Linked DNA regions of Homo sapiens: region 2 is linked to region 1. The links are chromatin contacts, found by Hi-C in ENCODE. All regions are on one chromosome and are shown on one strand. The core of a region is the stretch at or near the end of the contact, and the rest is flanking DNA. Distances in the headings are between cores, read along the strand shown.

Region 1 (6,646 bases), core at 3,988-6,487:
ACCCTGCTCTCCAGTCCCACTTGCCTCCTGCCGTCTGCGGCACTCTTTCCCTTCTTTATTTAATGTTTTCTCCTCTTTCTTTAGTGTTCAGCCCAAGTCACATTTCCTCAGGGAAGCTGTCCCTCAGCCCCCAGTCTGCATCAGGCTCCTTGGCTATTTCCCTCATAGAACCCTGTACCTTTCCTTCAGAACCCATTGCTTTGTAACTCTCCATTAGTGATCATTCAATGAATGATCCGGTACATTCAATGTGGTCAAGTGTTATTAGTTTTTGTTGTTCACTCCAGTGCCCACAGCACCTAGCACAGGGCTAGGGCAGAGTAGGTGATAGACAGTTCCTTGTCAAATGAATAATTGGGGTTGAGGCAAGGAGTCCCCTTCCCAGATGCTCCTTGTGGGTTATGCTTTGGCAGGGAAACCTTTTGGCATGTCCGGTCCTTGAGAAAGAGGGTCACCTATACTACACAGAGTACAGCTTGACACAGGTGTCACCTGAGGGCCCAAGAAGATGCCAGGGAGAGCTCACTGAAATTTAAGTCTTAGAGTTACATGTTGCAATGTAACTTCAAGTTAGAGAGAGAAAAAAATTCTTTATATTTAACTTGGGCATTTTTAGGGGAATGGGTTAATAAGCAGATTCCTCAATGAAATTATGTCATTTTGGTATGAAAAGCATATAACCAAGTCCTTTGGCCCTGACCAAGACAATTAGATGACTGTCATAAACCCTTAAAGGTGCTCACTGACTCGCATAATGAATTAGAAACCAAGTCATCAGGTATAAGCAAGGTGAACTAAAAACGAGGAATGCGCTCCATTAATGCACGAGTTATTGTTATTTGGGACTTACTGTTTTTGAAACATAGTCTTATTCTCAAAGTTTACCTGTACTATAAAGCAATTAATCATTATCTGTGAGAGACCTAGAAGGCCTTCAGGTAAGTTCCTGAAACTTTTCTAGAAAACTGAGGTGATTCAACTGCCAAGTGACTTATTTGTATACCTGATTATATATGCTTACTACCCAAATATTTATTTTGAGGAACTAGAGTGGAGTTACCTATGCAGGACCTTTAGCCAGCCAGGCAGCATGTTATCACTAAGAACGGCCACAAAGATGACTACATGATGTGATGTAGAATACTGAAAAACACTGGTAGGTGCTCAGTAAGTGATTTTCACTAATGGCAAAATGATTGAGGACAGTACTGGAAATAAAAGCAGCCATTGAACACACATTTGTCTAAAAGTTACAAGAAATTTATAAATGAGGCTGTGATAAAGTCATTCAAAAGCGGACAGTCCAGGATAAAATAAAAAGTACAATGTATTAAAATGTAGTAAGGTGTTTCTTAATGTATTTCACTGGTGTTACTATGTTTCTAAGGAATTTGGAGAGAAACTGTAGTAGCCTGATGTTAAACTTAAGGTTCTGGAAGTCCAGACTCCACAGTGGTGGGTTCCAGGTGTCAAGTCGGAGTTGTGTCAGCGGGAGGATTAGGGTCAGCTGCCCGCTAATGGCAGCCAGCAAGCCTCCGCTGCAGGAAATGCTGCGGGATGGGGAAGGTCTGAGCTTGCTTCTTTACTGGCCAAATCCCATGTGACATTGAGGGGCAGACCTTAGTAGGTATGAGTGATTGTTAATTGTTTATCTCCCCTATGAAGGACAGGACCAAGGTAATTATCTTTCATTTTCAAGGCATGGCACAAGGTAGACTCTAGGTAAATTTGTTGAATGACTACATGCAGTGTATCTCCATCCAGGTTTATTATCCCCACAATAATTTTCTTAGTAAGTTTATTAGTGCTACCGTCTGCCATAGTTCCCAAATTTGAACTATTTTTTTTGCCTAGGCTTCTTTTTTTTTTTCAAATCCTACCTAATTGATTTGCACAGTTGTTTCAAATCAAATGCTACATCCCATATCTTGCAGTGACGCAGTTATTCACTGCTAACGTCTAAATCGGAGAAGTGAAAAGGACAATTGTTTCGTGCTTTCTTAAGTCCCTGACCAAGATCAGTAGGGAAATCCCATTAGCTCTATTCATCGCATTTCTCATAAATCTAAAAGGAAAGCAAGTATCCAAAGCTTTATTCTTTAATAGTTCTTATTTGTAAAACCTTGACAGGGCTTTATTCTAAATTGCTTCCAAATTACATAAAGAATAGTTAGAAATATGATGGGCAGTGAATCGTGATAGTTTCAGTCATCGAATAAATAAGTAGAACAGTAAAAGGGGACTAATCTGAAAGCAAACAGAGTATGATGGGCTACGATGAGGCAAAAAGAACAGAACTGTGGAATTCTTAAACTACCATCTGGCTCAATCCCCTTTAAGTGGCCAAGTTGAAGAGCCTTTTATTCAGTGCCCTAAAACTTATTCAAAAGGCGCAGTATTTGAATATTAATATTTCCATACAGTAAAAAAAAAAGTCTTTTGTAACCAAAAAGGAATGTTTAACAAAATAATGGGTAATCCTCTGGCTAAACATGAGGGCGTGGGGAGCACCCTGTGGGTGGGAGGTCGGCTGGAACCCAGGGTGGCTGCGGGCAGCCTCCGGGCCTTCCCCTCATGGCTTCTTTGTGGTTAGGGTAACTTATTAAAGTTGTCATTGTGGTTTGAAATTTAGGCAAGAGGTGTAAAATTAAGGAATTCATTAGGAAAAATGAGCGCAGTGATTTCTAGTACCTTATTTCATCAAAAAGAAACAATAAGGTAGAATTGCCATATGAGATAGTTGAGGCAAGGAACACAATGGAAATTTGAACCTGTGGTTGAAATTGTGCTTTTGTGTAATGGGAACCTATTTCATCACTTTGTAACAGACCCCTGACAATTGGTGTTTTGTTTGTTAAGCCCTGGATGTTTAAATGAAACTAAACAGGCTTTTATTTTGTTTTCCTGAGGTGTGTATGAAAAGTTGAGCAAATTCGAGTGCACTTCTTATCTTCAGCAAAGATGCTTTAGAAAGGTATTTTAGCATTCTCCGTGGTTTAAAAGACAAAACCAAGTCCTGCCGGCTTTGTGTTGTGCTTCTCCTACAGGCTGCAGTGCCTTCTGTCTGCTTTAGGGTGTGGCATCTGCCATTGGGGAGGAAAAACTGGCATGTGTCGCCTTTTATAGCAGACTGATTTCATTGTGCTGGGGGCCTCTATTTTATAGTCTCTTAGTTCCAATCTTCTAGTTGACTTGCTGAAGCAAATGGAATTAAAAGAGATTTTGACTTCTCTACTAATTTTTTTTTAGTTTCACGATTTGCCAATATGAAAAAATATTTTAAGGAAAAGGGCCATAGCTGAACTTGGTGACTCATTTTCCCTTTTAGGATTAGTTGTGAAAATAAGCCACAACATATGGCTACACTTGTATGAACTGACTTTGATATATTTTATCAATTTGAAAAAATGCACTTTTAGGATGATGTGTACATACTTAGTTTGACTATGTCTAAAAGCATAAATATGTAATTGATTTTAGAATATATGTATATACACACAAAACAGACATATATTTATATTTGCATATGAAAAACTAAAAATTCAACTTCTGTGGTGTAATGCGTATAATTAGTATGTATTTGAATATATAAAGGGAGAAAATCCAGGAAAAAATGTCAAAAAGGCACACTAACAAAGATGTAGTATTCTCTTGGCAAAAACTGATGAATGATTTGGCACGAATTCATCTTATGGTTCTGTTATTCTCTCTAACACACGATGATATATCCCGTTTTCCAGTTGTTTGCGTAGAATTGCAATTTGTTGTTTCTACACTCTATAATGACCCTTGGGTGTGCACCTGATTCCCTCCCCCCGACCCCAATTAGTCACCAGTTTTCCCATCAATCCTTTTCTATTTAGTCATGTAACATATTTACACTTGGTCAAACAAATAACCACTGCTGCAGTGGAAATGAACTAAAATAGTTTTTATGGAAAGCTGAAGAATGAAATAATTTTGGAAAACTATACTCTACCAAAACCGTAAGTATTGTTTCTGCCAGGTTTTAAATGCTTTCTCTCAATGAAAACTGAGTCCACACTAGTACAAGTGGGTCATTGCCTAAGGTTAAGAAGTCTTGCTTTTTAAAATGTTACTAGGGGACAATGCACATATTGAAAACATTAATAACAATGCAAATATTAAAAACATTATAAAATGTTAATAGACACCAATTTTTAAGAGAACAAAGTATGGAACATTTCTACATTAGGACTAGAGTTGACTGTTTTATATTATTATTGAAGTTATATTTATTAAATATAATGTCTATAATATTTTAGTTTCGTTCCACATCTCTTTGAAATGAATGTATATCGAGAGGGTTAACTGTGCACACGAAGCTCTGAAACATGATGAAAGGTGTCATATAGATTTATGAAGATACGAGCTAACCCATAGCTGTCGCTGTTCTGGCACCAAGAGTTAAATGTTCATGTGAAAGTTGGCGCAGAAAACACCACTGTACATACTCCACAGAGGACATCCAAGTGCATGTAAGAAAAATGCTCCTTTGGGAATACGTGGACATATTCCTTTGGAAATACACTGACAAACCTACATACGTGTTTAAGGTGCCTTCAAAAAGAGTTATGTAAACATTCTCTTTGGGGCGGGTGCAGTCAGTCATAAGCATTTATTGAGTACCTACTGGGTACAGGCCATAGGGCTCTCTGACCGGGGCTAACCTTCATTTCAAATCTTTCCTAATTTTGCAGTTGGAAGAAGTTGTGGGAATTACGCCGATGGCCCGAAATCAAGGCAGAGGCGAACGTTCTGAAAATTACATAACTCCTGGGAGAGACCGTGCTTTTGCAGATTGCCTAAATATTTTCTTTCTCCGTCGGCTCCTTGTAACCTCTGAGGCCAATAGACAACTTTGTTTCCCAGCCCTTCTCCCTCTTTTGTCTGCTCGTCAGACTCGTTTTCCACCTTTGTATCGTTCCTTTTAGACGTGAAAACAAACATGCGAACGCCCGGTTGGCAAGGAGACAGCGGCCCGGGGGGAAAGTGCAGGTTCCGGCCGCCCCACGCCGCCGCGCTCCGAGCGGCCGCCGAGCCGCCCCGGCCCCGGCCCCGGCCCCAGCCTTAGCCCAAGCCCGGCTGGGTCCCGCGAGGCTGCGCCGGGGCGGGCGGCGGCGGCCCGGGGACGAGTCCAGTCCGCGTTTTGCGAGTGCGCGGGAGTAATGCGAGCGAAGTGGATAATAGTTGCTCGAGCTCGCCCGCTGCCTCTCAAGCCATGCTGGGCCCGATAGGCTCAGCTAGTCGTGTATTTACCCATATCCGGGCTAGAGAGGAAAAGAGAAAAGTTTCATTTAAACCTGAACTAAAAACTTTCACCATGAAAGCACACAGCAGGAGCAGGCCCAGAGCGTAAGGCGTGCCCGGCCCGGCGCTCCGGCGGGGCCTGCGGAGGGGGAGGGGGTCGCGGCTTCCCGGCGGGCCGCGTGGATGCGCACAGGAGGGGCCGCGGCCTGAAAAGTGGGGGTTATTGTCTCCCCCCGCCCCCCGCCCGGCCTCGCCACGCCGCGGCGATCATGGCCGCGCGGGCAGCAGCGGCGGCGGCGGCGGCGGCGGCGCGGGCGCGGGCGCGGGCAGGCAGCGGCGAACGGCGGGCGCCCCCCGGGCCGCGGCCGGCGCCCGGAGCCCGGGACCTGGAGGCGGGGGCGCGCGGCGCGGCGGCGGCGGCGGCGGCACCGGGACCCATGCTGGGGGGCGGCGGCGACGGCGGCGGCGGCCTGAACAGTGTGCACCACCACCCCCTGCTCCCCCGTCACGAACTCAACATGGCCCATAACGCGGGCGCCGCGGCCGCCGCCGGCACCCACAGCGCCAAGAGCGGCGGCTCCGAGGCGGCTCTCAAGGAGGGTGGAAGCGCCGCCGCGCTGTCCTCCTCCTCCTCCTCCTCCGCGGCGGCAGCGGCGGCATCCTCTTCCTCCTCGTCGGGCCCGGGCTCGGCCATGGAGACGGGGCTGCTCCCCAACCACAAACTGAAAACCGTTGGCGAAGCCCCCGCCGCGCCGCCCCACCAGCAGCACCACCACCACCACCATGCCCACCACCACCACCACCATGCCCACCACCTCCACCACCACCACGCACTACAGCAGCAGCTAAACCAGTTCCAGCAGCAGCAGCAGCAGCAGCAACAGCAGCAGCAGCAGCAGCAGCAACAGCAACATCCCATTTCCAACAACAACAGCTTGGGCGGCGCGGGCGGCGGCGCGCCTCAGCCCGGCCCCGACATGGAGCAGCCGCAACATGGAGGCGCCAAGGACAGTGCTGCGGGCGGCCAGGCCGACCCCCCGGGCCCGCCGCTGCTGAGCAAGCCGGGCGACGAGGACGACGCGCCGCCCAAGATGGGGGAGCCGGCGGGCGGCCGCTACGAGCACCCGGGCTTGGGCGCCCTGGGCACGCAGCAGCCGCCGGTCGCCGTGCCCGGGGGCGGCGGCGGCCCGGCGGCCGTCCCGGAGTTTAATAATTACTATGGCAGCGCTGCCCCTGCGAGCGGCGGCCCCGGCGGCCGCGCTGGGCCTTGCTTTGATCAACATGGCGGACAACAAAGCCCCGGGATGGGGATGATGCACTCCGCCTCCGCCGCCGCCGCCGGGGCCCCCGGCAGCATGGACCCCCTGCAGAACTC
Region 2 (6,765 bases), core at 983-3,482, 780 kb after region 1:
CTTGCCTCTTTCCGTGGGCATGACTTTAGAGCCATTGGCTTTAGAGCTGAGTTGGCCACCACCCTGTGCCTGCATGAGTGGAAAGAATCCGCTCAAGCTGGAACTGCCCTCAGGTCTCCCAAGGAGAGCCCAGCCACCCTGCCATCTTGAAGGGCATCTTCCTGGAATAACAGCATGCTCATGTTTCCTGGCACTTCTTCTCATTCTCAGTTAAAGACATACTCCATTCATTGTTTTCACTGTTTTGTTTTTCCCCACTTCAAGCTCCAGGTTGTCATGAATACTATTTTGGAGTTGGACCCATTATAAATGTTTTGTCCAGAAAAGAGTCTGGAAGGAAAGCTCTGAAACGTCTGGATTTACAGAGAGAGAATTAGGAGCTGTCTTTCTACATTGTGTCAAGTTTTAGAAATAAACATGAAGAACCAAAATAATAAAATGATGGAAAAAATTCACTGTGAAAGAAGTTGAAATAGGCCCCCATGGACAGGGCTGCAGGGAGCAAAATAGAAACCTTACTTGAAAATAAACATGAAGATGTTCATGATAGAGTTATTTATAATAGTGTAAAGGAAGTAGAAGCAATTTCTATGCATACCAGGAGGGAAATGGATACACGAATTACACTATACGTCTATGATGAATTACACTATACCTTTCCACTCATGCAGGCACAGGGTGGTGGCCAACTCAGCTCTAAAGCCAATGGCTCTAAAGTCATGCCCACGGAAAGAGGCAAGTGACTGATTCTGGAGTGAATTTTTGCTGCACTTGCTGGGGAGCAAAGCTGTCCTGGAGAAGAGCGTGTCAGCCAGGAAGCGGGGCCGACTGTTGCCACATCAGTTGCCTACACAACAGCTACAGTACACCTTCTTCAAAAGCCTGTGGGGCAGCAGGTGCCCGGCTGAAGACCACTTATCCCAGAGAGATGGCCAACCACCACGTCCTCGTGAATCACCTTTGCAATCTGCTTCTGTAAACGCCACGTTGTTAGAACGTCTTAAAATATTGATATCAAAGATATCTAATGGCTTATAAAAGTTATCCTTATACAATTTCAATGAAAATATGCAAAATACAAAATTGGATGTACATTGGGATCTTAATATATATAGGAATTATAAGGAAATATAAACAAGTTTTTTTTTGTGATTGGACTGGCAAGTAATTTTAGTTTTTTTCTCTGTACGTTTCTGATATTCCCTATGATGAGCATGTGTTACCTTTATAATTAGAAGAAAAAAAATCAGTAAATGTCATTACATAAACTCTAGCATTAATAGATATGCATTCAGCAAACATTTATTAAGCAGTACTTCTTACTCATTGCCTTGGCCTTGGCAAATCACGAATTCTCTCTAGGGGCTTTGTGTTTTCATCTGGATAATGGGATCCCACGGCCTTGCCTGACTCACAGAAGCATTATGAGGAACGGATGCATTAACCTGAAGAAGCTGTGAAAATAGCAGATTGCTTATCCAAGCACAACATTATGAGGCGTGGCGTGTCTAATCACGAACCCACTAGAACATGAGAAAGAAGAAATTGAACAAGACTGTAATGAGTTGTTTGGAATGGAAGCCCATAAGAAACTAAAACCAAAAAATAGTCAGCATTTAAATGCAGAGTGCAGAAGGACATTTCGGGGAGCCCAGGTCCTCAGAGCGTGGGGGTGTTAGCTGCCCTGTGCAAGGCGGTCCTTTATTGGAAATCGCCTCAGAGAGCATTGCTGAGTGTGGCTTCTTGCAACTACACCTGAGAACGACATTCACTCTGCTTCATTGAAAACAATCTATCCCGTGTGTGGAAGAAGCATGCCTTGCTGGGGTCAGGGCCAGGGACAAAGCTCAGAGGCCATGCTGAGTTTTCATCAAACACCTGCTGAGCAGCTGGCACGTGCCAGGACACGGTCTAGGCTGAAGGCTGCCATCGTAGTGCAGAATAGAATCCCGTGGAGGTTGGAAATGTTTACCTGCTTGCTTTTTTTCTTACCGTGTGTATTATTTTCAGTAATAAAATGTATACATATACAAGTGAGCACCTTCCCCTGGAAATTCTGACTCAGCAGGTAGAGTGTCCGACGGGCGCGCATGTGAGACCTGCTGTCCCGGCGCTCAGATACACATGGGGGACAAAAATGACAAAGCAGCCACCCTCAGTTTATAATTAGGAAACAGAAACTATACACGCACACCTGGCACAGAGCAGGTGCTCTCACCCAGACCTCTTGAATTGTTGAGTTGAATTTATTTATTTATTTGAGATGGAGTTTCACTGTTGTCACCCAGCCTGGAGTGCAGTGGCGTGATCATGGCTCACTTTAACCTCCACCTCCTGGTTTCAAGTGATTCTGCCTCCACCTCCCAAGTAGCTGGGATTATAGGTGTGCACCACCACACCCGGCTATTTTTTGTATTTTTTGTAGATAAGTGGGGTTTTCACCATGTTGGCCTCCCAAAGTGCTGGGATTACAGGTGTGAGCCACTGTGCTGGGCCCTGAATTTAAAAGTTAAACGCAGAATACATAGATGTTCTCAGAGGGTTAGATACTTTTTTTCCCTTAGTATCTGAGGTTTTTGTGGGTTCAGTGAGAAACCTGGGTGTTTATAACATATAAACAAAATGATTTCAGTTCCTCAACTCACACAGCTTTTCACAGGGAAGGGGCAGAAGATGCAGCTTGAAGGTATCCAGAAAACATGTGTGGGGCAGTCAGACGGAGCAGCTGCAGCCTGGGGGCGTAGGGGCTGTGGGGACCTGCAGTAGCCTGGTTGGCAACCATGAGAAGAGAGAGGAAGGGCCTATAAGTCAGTCCATCTGTGACCACAACACCCACAGCCCTGGGCAATGAAGGGCAGAAGTGGGGACCAGGGATGCCCAACTGGGGTTTAGCCGTGAGAACAGCTGGTGCAGCCTCAGAGAAGGCGCTGCAGAAGCTCCCAGGGTGGACGCTGGGACTCCTGGGCCAGAAGCTCTGTGAGCGTGGCGAGGGGTCTCTGCCTTGTTCCGCTGTCCCTGGCTGGCCCCTCATTTTCTGTTGGTGGGGCCAGGGCTGCTGCTGGGCTCTCCATGCGATTCTCTAGGCAGATTTGGGGTGGGGGCTCCCGAGAGGGTCTGTGAAGACTACCACTTCTCCAGGTACAGAGAGGGAGGGGACCCTAAGCTGCTGCCTCTCGCTGAGGTCAGCAGACACTCGATGAGCCACCTGAGCAGCTCATTCGCAGGCAGGTTCCAGGCCCAGTCCTGAGCTCACCACCCAGAGTCTGTTGGAGACAGGACCTGGGAATCTGCATCTAGCACAGTAATGTTTGAGAGTCACTGACTTAAAATATCCTCACATATATAGGGAGCGTTTTATGTGTGTGAAGTGTAGTGCTGTGGAGAGGGGCAGCCTCCTCAGAAAATGGAGGTTGTGTCAGCTAGGAAGCTGCTCAGGACAACGGTTCCCTCCCGCCTCCCACCGCCCCCCAAGCACCCACTGTGCCCAGGTCAAGGAAGAACCTAGAACTCCCCAACCCCACCCCTGCCCTGCAAGAGCTGTGCATTCCTGACAAGAGGCTGCCCAGGAGGTGAAAGGGAGCAAGGCGGCATGGAGGCTGGGGCCATGTGGATGTAGGGTTCATGGTCTTCCTGCGGTAAGAAGCCGGCTCCACAAGGGCCTAGTGTCTCCCAGGCACCCGGAGCTGGGCTGGACTCCTGGAGGTGGTAACTAAGGCAGAGTCCTTGCTCCCACTACAAGCCTGGAGGCTGGAGGGGAAGGCAGCCAGGTTGACTCAAGGGCCTGGATGGCAGAAGTACTGGCCAGGCCTGCCCTCCCAGGAAACACCACGGCCACCGCTTAGCAATGCTTCCTGGAAAGGCCCCTGCCCGAGCTTGGCCTGCCTGGGCGTTAAGCGTGCCTCTTCCCCAGCTCCAAGCCAGAAGAGGAGCCGGAGCAGGTCCGGGTGATGTGAGATCACCCAGGAGTGGCTGGTTTCTGCCTTGCCCTGCTCTGACTTGGGGGAGGCTGTTTTGTTTCTTCCCCCTTCCCGGAGTGGAATTTCTCTGTTGAAAGTGGGAGTGTGTGCTCTTATGCCTCCAATACCTGGTTCTCAGGTGGTGCTTATTAGAGAGACCCCATGGCAAGCACTTGCCAGCCCCAGCAGCTCCGTGTATCCACACTGTGTGTATCCAGAACAAAGCTGGTCACTTCTTTACATAGGATGTAAAAAAGATTGGAGTGTGTCCCCAGCCAGCAGGGGCATGCGGTGGGCACTGAACAGGACTAAGTGCGAACTAGGACCAGAGGCACAAGTCACGGATTGCAGATGTCCAGACCTCAAACACCCGGGGAACTCTAAGGCCAGACTTCTAGGTTAGTTAGTTGAGGCTGTGGGGCTGCGGTGAGTGAGGTTGCATTGCAGTTGCATTGCAGTTCTGGGACTTTTCTAGAAGCTGCATGGAAGCGAAACAGTGTGCTCTGGTGGGCTCATAGGCTTCAGGCTGAATTCAGTCATCCCCAAATCTAGCCATTCTGAGTGGCTCCCTAAGGGGGAACCCCTGTCTGCAGACCAACCCCAAGGGCCAGACAGAAAGCAAAAGCCTACCAGGTTTCACTCTGAGGATGTCAGGGCCCTTGCAGAGAGGAAACTGGGCTGGAAATTCAAAGAATGTCTCAGAATCGTATTTCTCCTTAGTGAAATTGACAAAAGAATTGAGAAACTCCTTTTCTGCTGACCAGATTTTTAAAAAAATCCAACCTCACATTCTTCAGTTAGAACTGTTCTTGCATGGTGGTCACAGCTGGTGCCTGCTCACTCATAGTTGGGGCAGGGCGGGGGCTTTGGTTGGATAATCAGGCAGAAGACAAAGATTCAGATCCCAATTCCCTCTGCCGTCTTCATGTCAACCACACCAGGAACCTGAGCAGGTCTCTTTCTTTTCCAGAAGTGGGGTTGGGGGGAAGAACATATTCAGAGGCATCAGTATGTCTATTTGGCTGGAAAGAATTATAGGTATTTAGGAATTGTCTTTTATGTTATGAATACATTTTTTAAAATATGTAGAAATTGGTGACCATTACAGACAAATCTCTAGAACTAGAAACTCAGTTCAACCCAATACATCAGATGTCTAGTGAGTTGTCAGACATCTCTGCAAGGTAGTAAACATTGAAAATAATACAAAGATAAATGAAATAAGTTTTGTGTATGTCAAAATCTAGACCAAACTGCTATTGATCACAAGATGCTTGCTAAGAAATAATTTCTTAAATCTGTCAGCCCTTACATTTTGATTTCACAGCACTTATAGTCCTTTATTAAAGTACCACTGAGCACCAGCAAAGGAGGACAAAATCAATACTGCCAATCTTATGATCAGACTTAGATAAAACTCATTTTTGCCTGATTTCCCTTTGAGAACTCATAGGTTTGGGCCTCTGACGGCTGCTCTGGGTCCTCCAAGGTCAATACGGGGCAGGAGGGGTGAAATTATAGAGATCTGTGGGTGAGCTTCTGCATGCTGCTTTTGATGTAAAAGTATTTTCCAAAGTAAGAATATTTGGGCCGGGCATGGTGGCTCACGCCTGCAATTCTAGCACTTTGGGAGGCTGAGGTGGGTGGATCACTTGAGCTCAGGAGTTCGAGGCCAGCCTGGGCAGCATGGTGAAACCCCACCTCTACTAAAAATACAAAAACATTAGCCAGGTGTGGTGGCATGCACCTGGAGTCCCAGCTACTTGAGAGGCTGAGGTGGGAGGATCACCTGCGTCTGGGAGGTCAAGGTTGCAGTGAGCCAAGATTGCACCACTGCACTCCATCCAGGCAAAAGAGTGAGACCTTATCTCCAAAAAAAAGAGTATTTGAATAATTTCATTTTAATCAGTCTAAGTAGAGAGGTGTTGAGATTTTTCGTGTAATTAATGGTGGACTGGATTTGAGTTAAATAAGCATTGATTAAGTGCTTGCCTATTGTGTGCCTTCAACACATTTACCATCTGTGGGAATAAGGCAAAAATACAAAAAATTAGTTTATGGGGAACATAGGCAAGTTACTTAGTGTTATTCAGATTCAGTCACATGCATATTGAAGAGCCCAAACCAAAGCAAGGGTCAGTGGAGTCAAAAGATTGGGTACAGGCCAGATGCAGTTGCTCGCGCCTATAATCCCAGCACTTTGGAAGGCCGAGGCGGGCGGATCACCTGAGATGAGGAGTTCAAGACCAGACTGGCCAACATGGAGAAACCGTGTCTTTACTAAAAATACAAAAATTAGCTGGGTGTGGTAATCCCAGCTACTATGGGGGGCTGAGGCAGGAGACTGGTTTGAACCCAGTGCAGGAGGCGGAGGTTGCAGTGAGCTGAGATTGCACCACTGCACAGGTGATGGAGCAAGACTCCGTCTCCAAAAAAAAAAAAAAAGGTTGGGTCCAGAGAAACCCCTGTCCAGAATCCTAGACCCAAAACAGATAGGAACCTCTCTCTCCAGCCCCCTGTTATATACACCTAAGAGACCCAGGGAAGTTAAGTCACTTGTGGTGGCAGAACGGGGACAATATAACTCGGTTTCTTGATTCCCAGGAAAACGCTCTTTCCTCTGCCCCTGGCTTTCTCTGGGTGCACAAGCTGGATAATATTTTGGCAGATGAAAGAATGCAATTTCCAGTAGCATAAAAGGCACTTTTCTTAGAGATAAATGTTATGCCGATGTTACCAAGCAATCACTGGGCTCACTGCCTGATGCACATAGAGGCCAACACCATGGCATTGGCTTTTGAGAGAAGAA

Evidence for each region. Hi-C counts contacts between places; a loop is a spot of excess contacts on that map. Pooled maps may share reads with other maps.
Region 2: a map with no recorded cell type shows a loop between it and region 1 (3-fold over the local background). The contact joins the enhancer-like site here to the promoter of ARID1B in region 1. A Hi-C loop is called at or near these places in 2 of 37 single-sample maps with no recorded cell type and 2 of 50 pooled maps.

Annotation. Positions count from the first base shown.
Region 1 is chr6:156,772,141-156,778,786 of GRCh38, forward strand. ARID1B (AT-rich interaction domain 1B) reads left to right here and starts at 5,238. Exons shown (of 20, transcript NM_001374828.1): 1 at 5,238-6,646. The coding sequence starts at 5,541. LOC115308161 (a long non-coding RNA gene) reads right to left here and starts at 6,378. Exons shown (of 2, transcript NR_163974.1): 1 at 6,106-6,378; 2 at 4,220-5,291. RefSeq lists silencers at 4,962-5,311, 5,332-5,571, 5,722-5,871, 5,942-6,011, 6,262-6,491 and 1 more and an enhancer at 6,455-6,646.
Region 2 is chr6:157,559,419-157,566,183 of GRCh38, forward strand. The region is part of intron 2 of ZDHHC14 (zDHHC palmitoyltransferase 14); the gene reads left to right. Among named protein-coding and RNA genes, the nearest start is that of MIR3692, 34 kb to the left of the region's middle. RefSeq lists enhancers at 1,990-2,119, 2,397-3,370, 2,480-2,559, 2,680-2,759. Within about 2 kb of position 2,233, at least 6 of the 41 ENCODE cell types and tissues checked have a DNase peak (open chromatin) inside an H3K27ac peak, as active enhancers do.